Linked DNA regions of Homo sapiens: region 2 is linked to region 1. The links are chromatin loops, found by intact Hi-C in ENCODE. Cell type or tissue: dorsolateral prefrontal cortex. All regions are shown on one strand.

Region 1 (8,000 bases):
TGGCCTCTGGACTGTTGTGTCCATTTATCATACCTCCCCCGCCTCTCCCTCCCCTCCCACCCACTGGCCCCCATCTCTCCTCTACTCTGAAAACCTAAACTTCATCAAACTGTTCCTAACGACTACCACATGTCTACAGAGGGCACAGGGGGTGGGGGAGGGGGATCTGGGAAATGAAGAAACCCTCCAAGGAGCACAGTAGCGTATTAAAATTCAATGGCTTAGTCATCAGAGTTTTCAGCCCAAGCACCGAAGAAAAATAAATGAATGTTCTGTAACAGTCTTGTGGATCTCGGAGGAAGGGGGTGGCAGGGGAGGGAGAGGAGAGGAGATGTTGTGGTTTTTAGATAGAGGAGTTCATGCTGTAGAGAACAATTAAGGCCTTTGCTCAGAAATAACAAGACACACTACTGTTTTCCTGCTTGCTGGAGGAGTGCATAGTGTCAGGGCTGGCAGGGATTGGTCTGATCGGCCAGCTCTGCTCACGGATGAGGAAACTAAGGCCCAGGCCAGGGATGTGACTTCTTTAGAGTCATATAAGTAGAGGCCAGGTGCAGTGGCTTATGCCTGTAATCCCAGCACTTCGGGAGGCTGAGGCAGGAAGATTGCTTGAGCCCAGGAGTTCAAGGCCAGACTGGGCAATATAGTGAGACCCCATACTTCCGAAAAAAATGTAACAATTTGCTAGGCATGGTGGCATGTGCCTGGAGTCCCAGCTACTTGAGAGGCTGAGGTGGAAGGATTGCTTGAGTGCAGGAGTTTGAGGTTACGATGAGCTATGATCGCACCACTGCACTCCAGCCTGGGTGACAGAGTGAGACCCTGTCTCTAAATAAGTAGATAAATAAATAACAAAAATGAATTCGTGGTAGAGATGGAACTGGATCCCCTCAATCATTCTTTCCTCCCAACTCAGGCAGATCTGCTTGGAGTTTCTGATGGTGTTTTATTCTGTTTTTTGAGATGGAGTTTTGCTCTTTTCTCCCAGGCTGGAATGCAGTGGCGTGATCTTGGCTCACTGCAACCTCTGCCTCCAGGGTTCAAGCGATTCTCCTGCCTCAGCCTCCCGAGTAGCTGGGGTTACAGGCACCTGCCACCATGCCCAGCTAATTTTTGTATTTTTAGCAGAGACAGGGTTTCACCATGTTGGCCAGGCTGGTCTCGAACTCCTGACCTCAGATGATCCACCCACCTCGGCCTCCTAAATTGTTGGGTTTACAGGCATGAGCCACCGTGCCCGGCTTTTTTTTTTTTTTTTTTTTTTTTTTCTTGAGACAGAGTTTTGCTCTTGTTGCCCAGGCTGGAGTGCAATGGCATGATCTCGGCTCACCGCAACCTCCACCTCCCGGGTTCAAGCGATTCTCGTCTCAGCCTCCCAAGTAGCTGGGATTACAGGCATGTACCGCCACGCCTGGCTAATTTTGTATTTTTAGTAGAGATGAGGTTTCTCCATGTTGATCAGACTGGTCTGAAACTCCCAGCCTCAGGTGATTTGCCCACCTTGGCCTCCCAAAGTGCTGGGATTACAGGCATGAGCCACCACGCCCAGCCAATTCTGATGGGTTTTAAGAGCATCAGCTCTTGGGCTGAGAACTGCCATGGTGTCCGCAAGGTACTCACCCCATTGAGGGTAGCTGCTTCAGTGACATTGCACCAATGCTGGTGGGCCTTTCTCCACCCATCCTCTCCCCCAGCTAGGCCGGTGAAAGGGCCTGGGTGTTTGTGAGTTGTCTTATATGCTCAGGCTTCAAGGACTCAACCTGCCTCTGGAACTTGTTGCTTCGGTTCTATTTTTCCTTGTATCCCTGCATCTTCCTTAGGAAGGATAGACCAGATTGCCCTTTCCTTTGCTTTTTTCAAATGAAGCGACTGAGTCACGAGGAAGTGAGAGGACTTGGTAAAATCCTGAGTTGATAGTGAAAGAAATGGTTCTGCAATGCACATCTCCCCTTTCCCTGTCCTCCATGCTGATTCAGATCCCTCATTTTGGTGACCAAGGACATTGAATAGGAGAGATATTGTGAAATCTTTGAGCTCAAAGTTTTAGAGGAGAATGAAGCCAAGCCCCTGTTCCGAGGATGAGGAAGTGGGGTCGGGATGAGGAGGGGTCTGGCCAGGGCCAGCAGGCATTACAGGCTCGGGCCAGCAGAAATGTGGCATTCACCCTGGACTAGCTGTGGGACACGCTTCGAACAGTTTAATGTCCCAGGAGGGATTGAAGTGTGGCCAGTCCATGCCACCCACCACTGGTCCCAGAACAGGGAGAGCATTGTAGTTGACTATTATATTGGCTTTGAGTCTCCGTTTGGGCTTCTTTGATCAGCTTGGGAGAAAACTGAAAGAAAAAGGTAGACAAAGTAACCACCCAACTCAGCTAAATTGCTGGCAGCAAAAAGTCAAAGAAAATCAGATTTTCTGAGCAAGTTTGAAAGGTCTCCCTCGAGTAGCTGGGCAAATTCCCATGGATCTGGGCCATGAAGCAACATTTCCAAAGGCATTGGTCTGCTCTTGCTTCCTCTGTGTTATGGCAGAAACACTGGCTGTATCCAGACCTCTGACCGTTCTTCCTGTCCACAGCACAGAGACACATCGCCATGTGCCTGATGTGCTGCCATTGAATCCTAGGGATGGTGTGAATTGAAGAGCCCATCTCACAGAGGAAGAAACTGAGGCCGAGAGAGCTAGGGAAACCCTGCTTTGAACTCTCGGCCTCGAGACTGCTCACTATACTCCCTATTCAGGGCTTCCCTCCAAGCTGCTTCTAGAAGATCAGATGTGTTTGGAGACTCTCCTGATGGCCCTAAAACTCTCGCCCTTTTTCTCCTGCTGGAGAAGCCTAGTAAGAAGGCCTGTGTTACTTCCCTTAGAGAAAACATTGGGAAACTTACCCTGGAAGACCACTGATCTCACAGAGCAAAGCCAGCCAAACGTCAGACTCCATAAAGACGTCAGCATGTTAAGGAGAACCGTCTGGGCCTGCAGTACTCACACACACCAGCCTTGTTAGCAGATGGGTTTATGTTCTCCCTCCCGTGCCACAAATTGCAACCTCCATGGCAGATACCAGTGGGGGACTGGGGTCGGGCCTGAGGACAGTGTCTTGCGCATGCCTGATGTGTGTCGTGTGTCACTTTGTGGGCTAGGAGATAGGGCTCCTGGGGGTAGGTCAGCCCATTCATCCTTGTTTCCCTACTGTGCCTAGAATTGAGCTCTGTCCCCAGAGGGTGCCTACAACATGCCTAGGGAATGAGTCCCTGGGCTGGTAATGGAAACTCTTAACCCACTGCTGCACCTGGCTGGCTTCCCAGCCTCTGCAAGAATGAGTCAGCCACCTGCAGGAGAGCCTCAGGGAAGAGCCTAGCACTTCCAATCCAGATAAGCTTTGGCTACCTGGGCCTGTGACAAGTGACAATAAAAGGAAAGCCTGAGCAGACCTGTGTTTATAAGCATGAGGGAGGGGTCTGCACTCAGGTGTGCTAATTAAAAGCTGAGAACCTGCAAAAGAACTTATGTTTAAACCACACCTCCTCTCTCCATCCACCCTGCCTTATCCTGCTGGTTGCTTTTGTTGCAATAAAAAGCCGATTTTATTTCCCCCACAGAGCCTTTGTTAATGAATTTCTAACCAGAACCTAAAGTTAGGGAATGTGAAGGGGGAGTGTGGCCCTCATGCAAGCGCATGCACACATATGGACTCTCACACGTAAGACCAAACACTCCATGGCTCCTCTCTGTGTCCCCCCAACCCCCACCAAAAGCAGCATTTCTTGAGAGATGGACCCTTAACCTCAGTGTATCCAAGGCCCAAAGGACCTAATGAAAACCAGAGCTACCACCAAAGCATTTCTGATGCTAAACCGGCCTCCGGAGTCCTTTAGCATCAGGGCCCTGGGCTGTGAGTGAGCTCAGTTCAAAACAAATCTGGGGCCCATTATCTCCCTGGCCTGATTTCGTCTCCTGTGGCTGCCCTATTAGACCTTTCCTGGCATGATGACATGTTTTGCCGGGTCCTTCTCCTTTGTCCAATTTCCAGGGCAGTGTTTAGGCAGCTCAAAGTAGAGCGCAGTGCTGGGTACTGACCTCCTGGGCACCTGAGGGTTTGCAGGTGACAATCGCCCACAAGAGGTGGCAGGAAGTAGGATGGTGTTGACCTGGCAAGCTCTGGTGGAAGCCCTTGAGAAAACAGTATTGCATTATTGTCACTGTTAATAATGGCCCTTTATTTGAGCTTTGCTAGGACAATGCTCTAAACAAAGCTGAGAGGAAGAAACAGTCCCTGCTGTGGGGCCTTGTAATTTATCAAGGCTAATGGAGGAAGAAAAATCCACTGGGGAAAGATTGTGGGGGTGGGCTGGCGATAGATTTGATTGTTGCTGGAGGTGTAATTGGACGATACCCACAGCCTAGCTATGCATCCCTATTTGCTTTGTTGCAACAGGACTGTGTTTCTAGCCCCTCCTTTGTCTTGTCTAGTTCCGCTGGATCTGAGTCCCTTGAAGGCAGATTGAGGTCTAAGTCCTGGATCTGATGTAGCAGCATGACCTCAAGCGGGTTCCTTTACATCTGAGCCTTAGGTTTCCTCGTCTGCAGGGGAGGTACCCAGATTGGAAATCATGAGAGTCCAAGCCCCTTAAATTGCTAAAGGAATACTAGCTGCCAAAAACAGATGACAAAAGTATTGAGGAAAGAGGACTTGCTAGAAGTGTCTTTGCATTTCTTAGAGGATCCAAATCCCAAGGTTGGACCTAACTGAGGCCACCATTTACTGAGAGTGCAAGCATCAAACCTGTTGCATCTCTGGACATCATTTATTTCTCTATCAAAGAACTGTTGCAAGAATGGTTGCCTCCCACCTTTTCCACACAAGGATGTGAGTCGGTGTTGTTTTCTTGTTGGGTGCTGGACTCACTGTACCAGGGGTATGGTGGCATTTCAGGGCTGGAAGGCCTCTATGAAAACCAGCACCCCACCCTGCCAAGTTGGAGGTCCTGCTGTCCTCCAGAAATGCTGGCAGCCACAAGCTGCAGCTGTGTTGCAACAAGTCTGATTTAATTTGGGGGGTGGTACAGAGATAGCACTGTGATGTTTTTTAAAAGCCAGAAGAATACAGCTTATTCACCAAACTGTGAAACTGGCTATGCCTTGGGTGGGGGAAGCCAGAGGAAAATGTGTGATAGCGTTTTTTAAAAGAGTAAAAATGGTGATAATTATAAATTTACTATAATGCCCATTATTGCATGAGATCTAAGTGGATTAACTCATTATAGCTAAGTCAGCATCAGGTTTTCTTAAGGCCTCTTCCCTTCTGGGGTTTATAATTCTGTTCTTATCTTTCTATTAATTTATAAGGTGGGAAGCCAATCATTGTCTTTTGTAATCCTTGTTATCACCCCCTTGTTTCCTCAGAAGTAAAAATCAGGCAAAAAAAAAAAAAGTACTTTTTTATATAATGCAATTGGAGTAAACCTGAAAATGTTGGTAAATAGGAGGATTTCTATAAGTTAAATTTTCTTTCAAATGTATGAAAAAAACAGACTACCTTGTAGAATCCCATTGTAAATAGTTTTGTCAAGCAAGGATGTGTCCATATATTTGTCTTTGTGGTAAGCCTGGATCTTTCCTGTCCACAGCTGTGACACTGTGTACTCAAGCTGATACATCAGTCACTCTAGCAGCATTTCTGTTTTTTATATTAACTTATATCCTTTCTCTATAAAATTTTCTAGGTTATTAAACCTAGGTGAGCGTGATTGAGAGAGATGTGAAAGTGCCTTACAAAGTGTCTTTTTTTGGGGGGGGCAGGCGGGGAGATGGAGTCTTGCTCTGTTGCCTAGGCTGGAGTGCAGTGGTACAATCTCTGCTCACTACAACCTCTGCCTCCCAAGTTCAAGCGATTCTTCCACCTCAGCTTCCCAGGTAGCTGGGATTACAGGCACCCACCAGCACACCCAGCTAATTCTTTGTACTTTTAGTAGAGACAAGGTTTCACCATGTTGGCCATGCTGGCCTCAGGTGAGCCACCACACCCAGCCTTAGAAAGTGTCATTTAGATGGGAGAAAGCTATACACCCCACAGGACAAGGACGTGTGGCTGTACAGTAGGGTGGAAGAAAGCCTGGAATGGAAATGGAGTCTCAGTTTGCCCTCAGCTCTGCCCTCACCTTTTGCATGACCCTGGGCAGGACACTTAGTCTCCATGGGCTTCCATATTCACATCTGTAAAATGAGGGGTACCGATTGGATGCTTTAAGAAAACCTGTGAGATAAGCGTTTCAGAATTCTTCCAATGGTGCTATCCCAGACCAAATGTCCATTTAAGAAAAACTATTAATCCCTTATCAATACAATTTATCCTTTGAAGGAGGTAGCTGTGTGTTTCTAGACAACATCCCGAGGAGTAACTCTATCTGGGGATTCCGCTGCCTTTTCAGAGCCCTGCACTGCAGTGTGTGCTGACATGTCCTCTTCAGAGACCCCTCATTGAATTACACCGTGATCAGCGGTTGGGACCTTCTGTGTTTATTATTCAGGAGGCAGTACACAGCCCTCCGCCCTGCAGAGTGCAGGTACTTTATCAGCTAGGATCAGATGGGTTATTGAATTCAGAAAATCTTCATTTTGTATTCAGCTTGCTTCTCCCTGTTCCACTTGATCACGTTCCTCATTGACTCTCAGGGCCCTTGGGGATTTCATGGCGAGAAGCCTCCAAGCGCTGAACGGTGGGTACACTTCTGTCCTCTTTGTACTTAGGCAGGGCACCCAGGAAAGCAATTATTCCAGAGCCTTACTTTACATTTAGCAGAGATTTTCTTTTTCATTTAGGCCAGGCGTAATGGCTCATGCCTATAATCCTGGCACTTTGAGAGGCCGAGGCAGGCAGATTGCTTGAGCCCAGGAGTTTGAGACCAGCCTGAGCAACATGGCAAAACCCCACCTCTAGAAAAAATACAATAAAAAATTAGCCAAGTGTGGTGGTGTGCACCTGTGATCTCAGCTCCTCGGGAGGCTAAGGTAGGAGGATTGCTGGAGCCCAGGAGGTCGAGGCTGCAATGAGCTGTGATTATGCCACTACGCTTCATCCTGGGTAACAGAGACCCTGTCTCAAATAATAATAATAATAAAGTTTATTTAGGGGAAGGTCTCTGGGATTTGTTGACTAGTCCTAGTTTTCTAGGGGTGCTAAGCATTTGAGGACAGCTATGAATGTGATCCAGCCAGTTTTGAAACGCCATTGATAGGTTATATTTCTGATTAATGTAACCGGTCACCTTTCTTTAAGGCTGCAGGCCAGATCCCAGCTGCTGAAAGGGAGAGAAAGAGACAGTGATACCCCACAGATCTGAAAGTCAAGGAAAGGCTGAACTTCTATATCACCCAGAGGAGAATACCTGACTATTTCTGAGAAGGAGGGGAGCTGAGTAGGGGAGAATTTCCATAGAGTTCTGCATTTCCTCTTCATTCTCCACAAAACAAAAATCTGTTCATCGTTTGCAAGTTTCTGTGGTGGTTCTTACCTATTCCCCAAACTACTTTTAAGAGCTTAGGGTTGCTGGGTACATTTCCTCCCTTATCTTCCCTGCTTTATTCCTGCTATAAAATCACCACACTTAATTCAAACCAGAGTTGTTTGATCTGCCCTGCCAGGCCTCGTTCAGACTTGGTGGTGCTGACTAGCAAAAGCCCAGGCCAGACACATGAGCTTATGACCTCACTGTGGAGGACAGGCAGAGAGCAGAGGGCGGACTAGGGTGGAGAGACATACCTGGGCTATTAGACCAAAATGCTAACAAGCCTGACCCCAAGAACAATTGCAACAGTAACAGTAACAACAGCAAGAATTAACAATAGCAGCAAACATACATTGAACACTTAGACTTCACCAAGCAAATAAATGTTCAATCCTCACACATAGCATAATGTGAGCAGAACAGCAGGTGAAAAACAACCAGGTATATAAATATAAAGTGATATGCCCCACCACTACCACACGCATATGTACT
Region 2 (8,000 bases), 65 kb before region 1:
TCAGATTGGGGGCATGGAGTTGTCATAGTCCCAGAGGTGGTCATTTGTGTTGAGATCTGAAAGATAAATAGAAGTTAGCCCTCAGGCTTGTAAAACCTGTGACTCATGTCACCATATCCTTGGGACTCTCACCAGGAAATACATTTCCAAGGATAACTTCTGCTCACTCCATAAATGAGGTTTGGCTTTTACTGAACTACTTAACACTTTTGCTAGCAGCAAAGCTGGGGTTTTTAATTTTTCTTTTTCCCGCAGTCTTGCAACCCTTCTACCCCGTGCAATGTAAACTTGAATACATAGATCTTCTGGCTCTGCAAAAGATTATCACTTCTTCTGGGTGAGTGAAAGAGGCTGGATGGGAAGATTCATTTATCAACTGAAGACTTTATTAGTAAGAGTTTATGAGTAAGAGAGTAACCTCATTACAGAGCCAGAAGAGAGAGATGTTTGTTATGGAAGAGATACCCACTTGGCATCCCTCACGTGGCCAGTCATGGTGTTTGGGGCCAGCATGCCAAATTGCTCCAGTTACCATGGGACCCAGACTTAGACAGGAAATCATGGTAGGATGGGAAGGAGTCCAAAATACACATGGCTGGTATATAGGCTACAGTTAGAAAAGAGAGTAAGAGAACAGTGTATCTATTTTCCTGAAGGAGTATTGCAACCTCAGATGGGGTTGTTTTTCCACAACTCCTTACTCCTTGCGTTTTATGGTCCTGATTTTTCAAGCTTTAATTTTTTCCGCGTTAAGCAATACTTACATGAGTTGAAGTGACCCTTTATATGCTTGTGGTAAGCACTTCTTAGGCTTGTCATGTATGCTTTTTAAAATGCCTCCAAACTAAAAAGAAGCCAAAGTCCCTTCAATCAGGAGGACTTTATTCTTCAACACGTGGAAGGAATATCTTTTTGGTTTTACCACAGCTGTCTCTTTCCTGCAAGCAGCCCATTTGAAACCCAGAACTCCCTCGTTTTATGGGATGTGCTGGTGGAACATAGGAGGGGGTCCACTGGAAGGCTGGATTTCTTGGAAATCTCTGCTGCCAAGCTCAGCAACTGAAATTTCTCATTCATAAAGAGGCAGATTTGCATCCTGCCCATGAAGTTGTTAAAAGAAGTTGGAGAATCAGGAAGGGGATCTTACCTGTACTTTTGCAGATGTAGCTCTGGAAAAGTTCCAAAGGGATCTGACTGCATGCACATAGCTTGGGAACAGTTCCAGGCCTCCAGAGGAACATTTAACAGGTCACTATTGATAGCATTTTCCATGAACCACCCTAACATATTTCTTGGGAGTGTGCTAAACTGTTGATGAAATGACAGTTATAGCATGGGGTTTGCACCCCTATGCCTCATTGACAACTATCTCTCTGCTGGATTGGGTATAATTTATCAATTGAATTTATTTCATAAGTTTATTGCCTTTACCCCACACTATGATGTTATAACCATGGCCATTTTAGGAATGAGAGGTGATGACAATAATCCCTAATACAGGTACAGTTTCTCATGGTTTTTACAAAGCACTTTCACATTCTTTCTCATTTGATCTCACAGCTATTATAGCTACCATTTATTGTGTCTTTCTATATATCAGACACCTTACTAAACACTTTATAAACTTTACCTTATTTAATTCTTAAAATAACTCTGTGCAACAATACTCTGATTTGTTCCCATTTTACAAAGAAGGAAACTGAGGGTCAGAGAGATTGGGCCTCTTGACCCAAATCCTAATCTTGGATCTAGGGTAGACTAGGGATTTGAACCTAGATCTACCCAACTCAAAGCCCAAAATACCAGGCAGTACTGGCTCCTATTCTCCCTGTGTTAGAGGCAGAGGGCTTTGTTTTCCTTTAGAAGAAAATGAAGTGCAGAAGGGTTTACTTGAGGTCCCATGGCCAAGGAGTGACCCAGCAGGGACCAGAAGTCAGGAGTCCTGAGATCAGTGCTTTGTCGTTACCCAAGACCTGTTTATCTAAGCAGTATTCCCCAAGTGAAGTCCCTGGCACTTCCCAGCCAGCAACCACTTGGTCAGAAATAGCCAGTCCTGGACTCATACTTGGGCACAGAGATGGGACGGAGTTCTGGGAATCCAGTGCATCATTCTCATTTCCTAAGTAATTTAAAGCTAAGAAACCATAAAGTAGCTTCTAAGTACACTTCTGTTTACCATTTCAGTGTCAGGACTCTGCAGGCTACAGACACAGTTGAATTTACTGGCTTGTTTAAAAGTCCCAAAGTAGGATTGGCTTCAGGTACACTTTGACTCAGAGGTTCACTGGTACCTTTGGGACCCTGTTTCTTTTGCTTACTCTTGCTTCTGGATTCTGCTCCTGGGTTGGCTCCATTATCTGGCAGCCTTTCTCCTGTGGTTGCAAACTAGCTGCAGCAGCCTCAGCTTTGAAGCTGAGTAGGAAAGGGGACCAGTTGGCTTCTTGTGATAGCTCAAAGATTCTGGACTTGAGTCTCGTTGGCTCTGATGGGCCTGGCCTAGGTCATGTGCCCCATCATTGAACCAGTCATTGTAGTCCATAACCACATGCTCCACCCCATGCTGAGAGGGAAGGTTGGGAGCCCTCATGGCCTGAGAACTGTAGGTCAGCTGTGGATAGAAGAGGAAGATTGGATGCTGTGGAGAGAAGATGCTGGGTGATCTGGGCAGGGGGGTGGAGTGGGAAGTGGGATGGAAGATGGATCTGGAAGGAAGTGGAGTGGAAAAACCAGTCTTCTAGAGAAACACATCACCACATTAAGTAGGGCAAGGGTAACTTTATTTGAAGAGTTTCAACAGACCATTAATGAGAGTATCTTTTGGTTGCTGCTGTTAGAGCAATTATTTGTTATATTCACTGACTTCAGTGTTTATTTGTTCTAATGAAACCTTTCCTCTCTGAAAGAGAAGCACTTCTTTAGAGGGTGTCTTAAATATTCAGATTACAGGTTTGAAGGAGTGAGCCATTTAGGTGCTGAATAGCTTGCAGGCTGGGTTTATTTCTGTCTTAATGGGATCTTAAATTGTGCCAGATGAATTTAAATGTTACTTCTCTTCTAGTCTATCTCTGACCCAGTGCTACCTTGACATACTTGAAGTTTTAGTTCAACTGTTTGGTCTAAACTGAGTGTTGACAATTATTATTGAAAAGTTCATCTCGTAGATTTTTGCTTTTAATCAGCTGTAGATGCAAATAGAAGGTGTGACCATATGAGAGGCCACGTGTTTTCAGGATTCTGGATGGCTAAGTGGCCAATTTGCTTTCCATTTCAGAACTAAACCAGACAAGGAGGGGTGTTATAAAATGTTCCTTTTGAAGTACCTACAACTAACTAGATCCAGATAGTGTGAATGTTGAGAGCCAATAAGGGTTCCTTGAATGCCTGCCCGGTGGCCGGCATCTCTAGAGGCATCATGGAGAACAAAAAGGTGGTTTCTGCTCTGGAGGAATGAATGATCCTGTTGCAGTAATAACAGAAACTGTTTATTCAGCAGTTACTAGCTCAGGTACAGTGCTAAGAATTTTGCATACGTTGTCTCATTTAATCCTCATCACACCAGTAGAAGGGCAGATACTGTTCTCCTCAATTTTCAGAGGAAGCAGCAGAGGCTTGGGGAGGTTAGGCAGCCTGCCCCAAGTCACCAAGCAAGTGAGCATCAAAGCCAGCCTCACACCAGGCTCCCTCCAGCTGCAAAGCCTGCGTCCCTCACTCCGATGCTGTGGATAGAGACTGTCATTGCAGGATTTCTCACAGTCAAAAAAGCAAGTACTCCCTTGATAACAGATTTCATCACTCTTGAAACTGGAAGCCTGGGAAGAAGGAAGATTGCCTGAATGCTGAAGCCAGTGTCTTTCCAGAAGGGGGGATACTGAGTGGGCCTCCTTCCAACCTGTCTGACCCACGTGATCTCTCCATCTGTCTGACTTTGACTGCCAATCCAGCCTGGACAGCAGGACCAGTCCAAGCACAAACCAAATCTTTATTCTGGAGTTGGACAGAGTCAGAGTTGCTTAGGGCTGATGAGGCCACCTTAATCTCAATATTTTCACACACTGTGCTAGATGACACATTTCAGAGTACAGGCAGAATGAGGGTTGGAAATGTTAAACAGCCAGCGAGGAGTTGGGTCTGGGAGTGAGACAGCAGACAAAGTGCATTCTAACCATGTACACGCAGCTGCCGGGGGATTGTTTAAACCAGATTCTGCCAAGGTCATAGCAGCAGAAAACATAATCCAGAACTCTTTCTCCCAGGCAGGATCATTTGGTTTCTAAAGTTTTTTTCTCTGTAAGTTTCTCTTGGGAGAAACGTATCTGGGAGAGGGGGAAGAGTGGAAATACGGGAATTTTATTTTAAATCCTTAACAACATGCATATAGAGTCCCACTTATAGGATGATGCTATAGAGTTGACATTTTACCCCCAAGGAAGGAGTATGTAATCCTGGGCTGAGGATGACTTTTTCCAACAAGGTCCCTGACTCCTGTCACTTTTGGGGTTGCTTTCCTTCAAAAGCTAATTGAGAGTGGAAAGGAACTGGGGTGAGTGAAGATAACCAAATGTGCCTGAGGCCTGAGAGTGAGAGCCAGGCCACGTTTCCCCTGCTACTGGGCCCTCAAGTGGCTAGGGGGGTGGATTCCTAGGGTGGGACACAGAGGATCTTCCTGAATTGCTCCCACTCCTTTCCCCTAGAAATATCATCTTCTTTGATGCTTTATATAAAAACTAGGATTGCAATGTCCCTCTTTATCCTTAGTAATCTTCTTTGCTGTGAAGTCTACTTTATCTGATATTAGAGCCACTCCAGCTTTCTTTTGATACGTTTGCGTAATGTTTTTCCATACATTTAATTTTAACTAGCCTATATCGTATTCCAAGTGAGTTTCTTGTATACAGCAAATAGTCATGTTTTGTTGTTTATCTGTTCTCATAATCCATTATCTCCTAACTGGTATGTTTTTTTCTTATTTTATTTTTGAGACGGAGTCTCGCTCTGTTGCCCAGGCTATAGTGTAGTGGCGCAATCTTGGCTCACTGCAACCTCCACCTCCCGGGTTTAAGCGATTCTCCTGTCAGCCTCCTGGGTAGCTGGGATTACAGGAACCCACCACCACGCCCAAATACAAAATAATTTTTGCATTTTTAGTAGAGACAGGCTTTCACCATGTTGCCTAGGCTGATCTTGAACTCCTGACCTCAAATGATCTGCCTGCCTCAGCCTCCCAAAGTGCTGGGATTATAGGCATGAGACAACGCACCCAGCCCTAACTGATATGTTTAGAACATTTACATTTAATCTAATTGTTTATGTATTTGGATCTAGTTTCTGTTATTTTATTATTTGTTTCTGTTTGTTCTGTTTTTGGCTACTCCCTTTCTCCTTTCCTGCCTTTAGATTATTTAAACTTTTTTTTTTTTTTTTGAGACAGGGTCTCCCTCTGACACCCAGGCTGGAATGCAGTAGCATGATCTCGGCTCACTGCAACCTCTGCCTCCCAGATTCAAGTGATTTTCATACATCAGCCTCCCAGGTAGCTGGGACTACAGGCATGTGCCACCACACCTAACTAATTTTTGTATTAATATTTTTAGTAGAGATGGGGGTCTCACCACGTTGGGCAGGCTGGTCTTGAACTCTTGGCCTCAAGTGATCCAACTGCCTTGGCCCCCCAAAGTGTTGGGATTACAAATGTGAGCCACTGTACCTGGCTAGAACATTTTTCAGTATTCTGTTTTAATGTATCTATTATGTGTTTTGACTATATCTCTGTGGTTTTTTTGGTGGGTGGTCTAAGGATTAAAAACTACATACTTAATTTTCCATTGTCAACTTAGAATCGGTATTTTCCTAGATGTTTAAGTGGAATGTATAGAAAGCTCACCACTATCCCTTTACCCTTTGTATAAAATCTAACATTGTAGGAGACTGCTAGCCTATTAGAGTACAGAGAGAGAAGAAAGACCTGGAAGGAATTAAGAGTTGGTTTTACCTCACTCATTCATTCATTTAGTAAACATTTATCCAGCTTTTTCTTTATTTTATTTTATTTTATTTTATTTTATTTTATTTTATTTTATTTTATTTTATTTTATTTTATTTTTTGAGACTGTCTCACTCTGTCGCCCAGGCTGGAGTGCAGTGTTGCAATCTCAGCTTACTGCAACCTCCACCTCCCGAGTTCAAGTGACTCTCCTGCCTCAGCCTTCCAAGTAGCTGGGATTACGGGCATGTGCCACCACACCTGGCTAATTTTTGTATTTGCAGTAGAGATGAGGTTTTGCTGTTTTGGCCAGGCTGGTCTCGAACTCCTGGCCTCAAGTGATCTGCCTGCCTCAATCTCCCAAAGTGCTGGGATTGCAGGCGTGAGTCACTGCACCCGGCCTATCCAGCATTTGACCAGGCAGCAGAATCCCCTCTCCTGGGCTGGATAATCTATAGATCAATACAGTAGTAAGAGTAGTAATAGTAATAGCTAACTTCATTAAGCACTTACTATGTGCCATGCACTTTTCTAGGTTCTTACAGGTAGTATATTGCTATTTCAATAATGCTATGATGTTGGTGCTATGATTATCTGCACCTTATAAGTGAGGAAACTAGGGAACGGAGAGCTTAACTTGCCTAAGGTCACGTCGGCAGCAGATAGCAGAACTTTGGGCCCACTGATTTTTAATCCTGCATTATCACAGAACCTCCATGGGGAAAGAACACATACTGGAAGGTATAGCACTGGTTCTGTCTTGGAGAGCATTTATTCTCCACCACATTCAGACCTTCCTCTGATAGTGGCCACTGATGGACCACTAAAGAGGCTCTTTTTTCCCAAACTAGTTATTTTTCCTATCCTCCTGTAAATATTCATAGGATATCTTCTTTGTGTCAGGGATTATGCACATAATATCAGAGCTCTGAGAACTTTGACTTTGAATCTGAAGTTAAAACTGGGAAGTGTCCAGGTATGGTGGCTCATACCTGTAATCCCAGCACTTTGAGGGGGCCAAGGCAAGAGGATTACTTGAAGCCAGGAGTTTGAGACCAGCCCAGGCAACCTCAACAACAAAAAAGAACAAACCAAAAAAAGAACTGGAAAGCACTCTAACTGTGACCGAATCAGTGCACTTTTCAGATGTGGACTCTGAGGTGGAGGGAGGTGATACAGTCTGCCACGGGCACTCCAGTAGAGGCTGAGCCTGCCGGGACATAGGCCTCTGACTCCTGCTTTGGTGTCTTTGTGCGTCTTTGTGCTTTCTTGGCAGAAAGGTAGGGGAAGCTAAAAAGTAGCAGAGCTGGAAATTCTGATCTGTAACTGAACAGGGACAGCCAGCGGTCCCCAAAGGGGAGCCTCTACTTGCATGCCAAGCCTCAGAAGGCTTTGGCAGCTGGGCTGTGCTATTTAATAACCTCCTGGAGGCTGATCCAGTGGTCTGGCAGCATTACTGACCAATGCTGAGGTTTATTTGTAGGCTTGGGTTTTGCATTTCCTGAAGAGGCAGGAGTGGACCCTAGGAAGAAGTGTTGGAGGGGTAGCTCAGTCTAACTGGCACCTGTTTTTTTAACAGCATGACTTACTGTGGGAATGACAAGTAGATATCACCTCATGGACCAAGCCTGATCAATCATCACTGTCTGGAGCACTGTGGTGAATTCAGGCTCAGAAGAAAGAATTCAGAAATCCATTGATGATGCCTATCATGGGCCCAGGAATAGGGGCTGGAAACTTGTCTGGCAGATATTTACCACTAGTGTGAGGGTTAAAGTAAGCCTGGGATTTTAATTATAGCACAATAATATCTGTCCTCATAGGACTGTTGTGAGGACTAACTAAGAATTTATGTAAAGTAGCTGGGCATGGTGGCTCATGCCTGTAATCCCAGCACTTTGGGAGGCTGAGGCAGGCAGATCACTTGAGGTCAGGAGTTCAAGACCAGCCTGGCCAACATGGTGAAACCCCGTCTCTACTAAAAATACAAAAACTAACTGGGTATGGTGGCAGGCACCTG

Evidence for each region. Hi-C counts contacts between places; a loop is a spot of excess contacts. Peaks named below come from ENCODE experiments on the same cell type or tissue, not always from the same donor. Only the 100,000 strongest peaks of a DNase experiment are listed, where the experiment ranks them.
Region 2: a loop joins it to region 1, with 2.7 times the contacts of the local background. A loop is called at or near these places in 12 of 110 quality-filtered maps.

What each region holds. Positions count from the first base shown.
Region 1 is chr11:34,258,930-34,266,929 of GRCh38, reverse strand. The region is part of intron 1 of ABTB2 (ankyrin repeat and BTB domain containing 2); the gene reads left to right. Among named protein-coding and RNA genes, the nearest start is that of ABTB2, 95 kb to the left of the region's middle. In dorsolateral prefrontal cortex, no CTCF peak of the experiment used is centred here; DNase peaks (open chromatin) are centred at 389, 4,110 and 4,979; H3K4me3 peaks cover 2,057 bases; H3K27ac peaks cover 3,104 bases.
Region 2 is chr11:34,324,051-34,332,050 of GRCh38, reverse strand. The region is part of intron 1 of ABTB2 (ankyrin repeat and BTB domain containing 2); the gene reads left to right. Among named protein-coding and RNA genes, the nearest start is that of ABTB2, 30 kb to the left of the region's middle. RefSeq lists a silencer at 2,463-2,663. In dorsolateral prefrontal cortex, no CTCF peak of the experiment used is centred here; DNase peaks (open chromatin) are centred at 3,696 and 3,880; H3K27ac peaks cover 1,557 bases.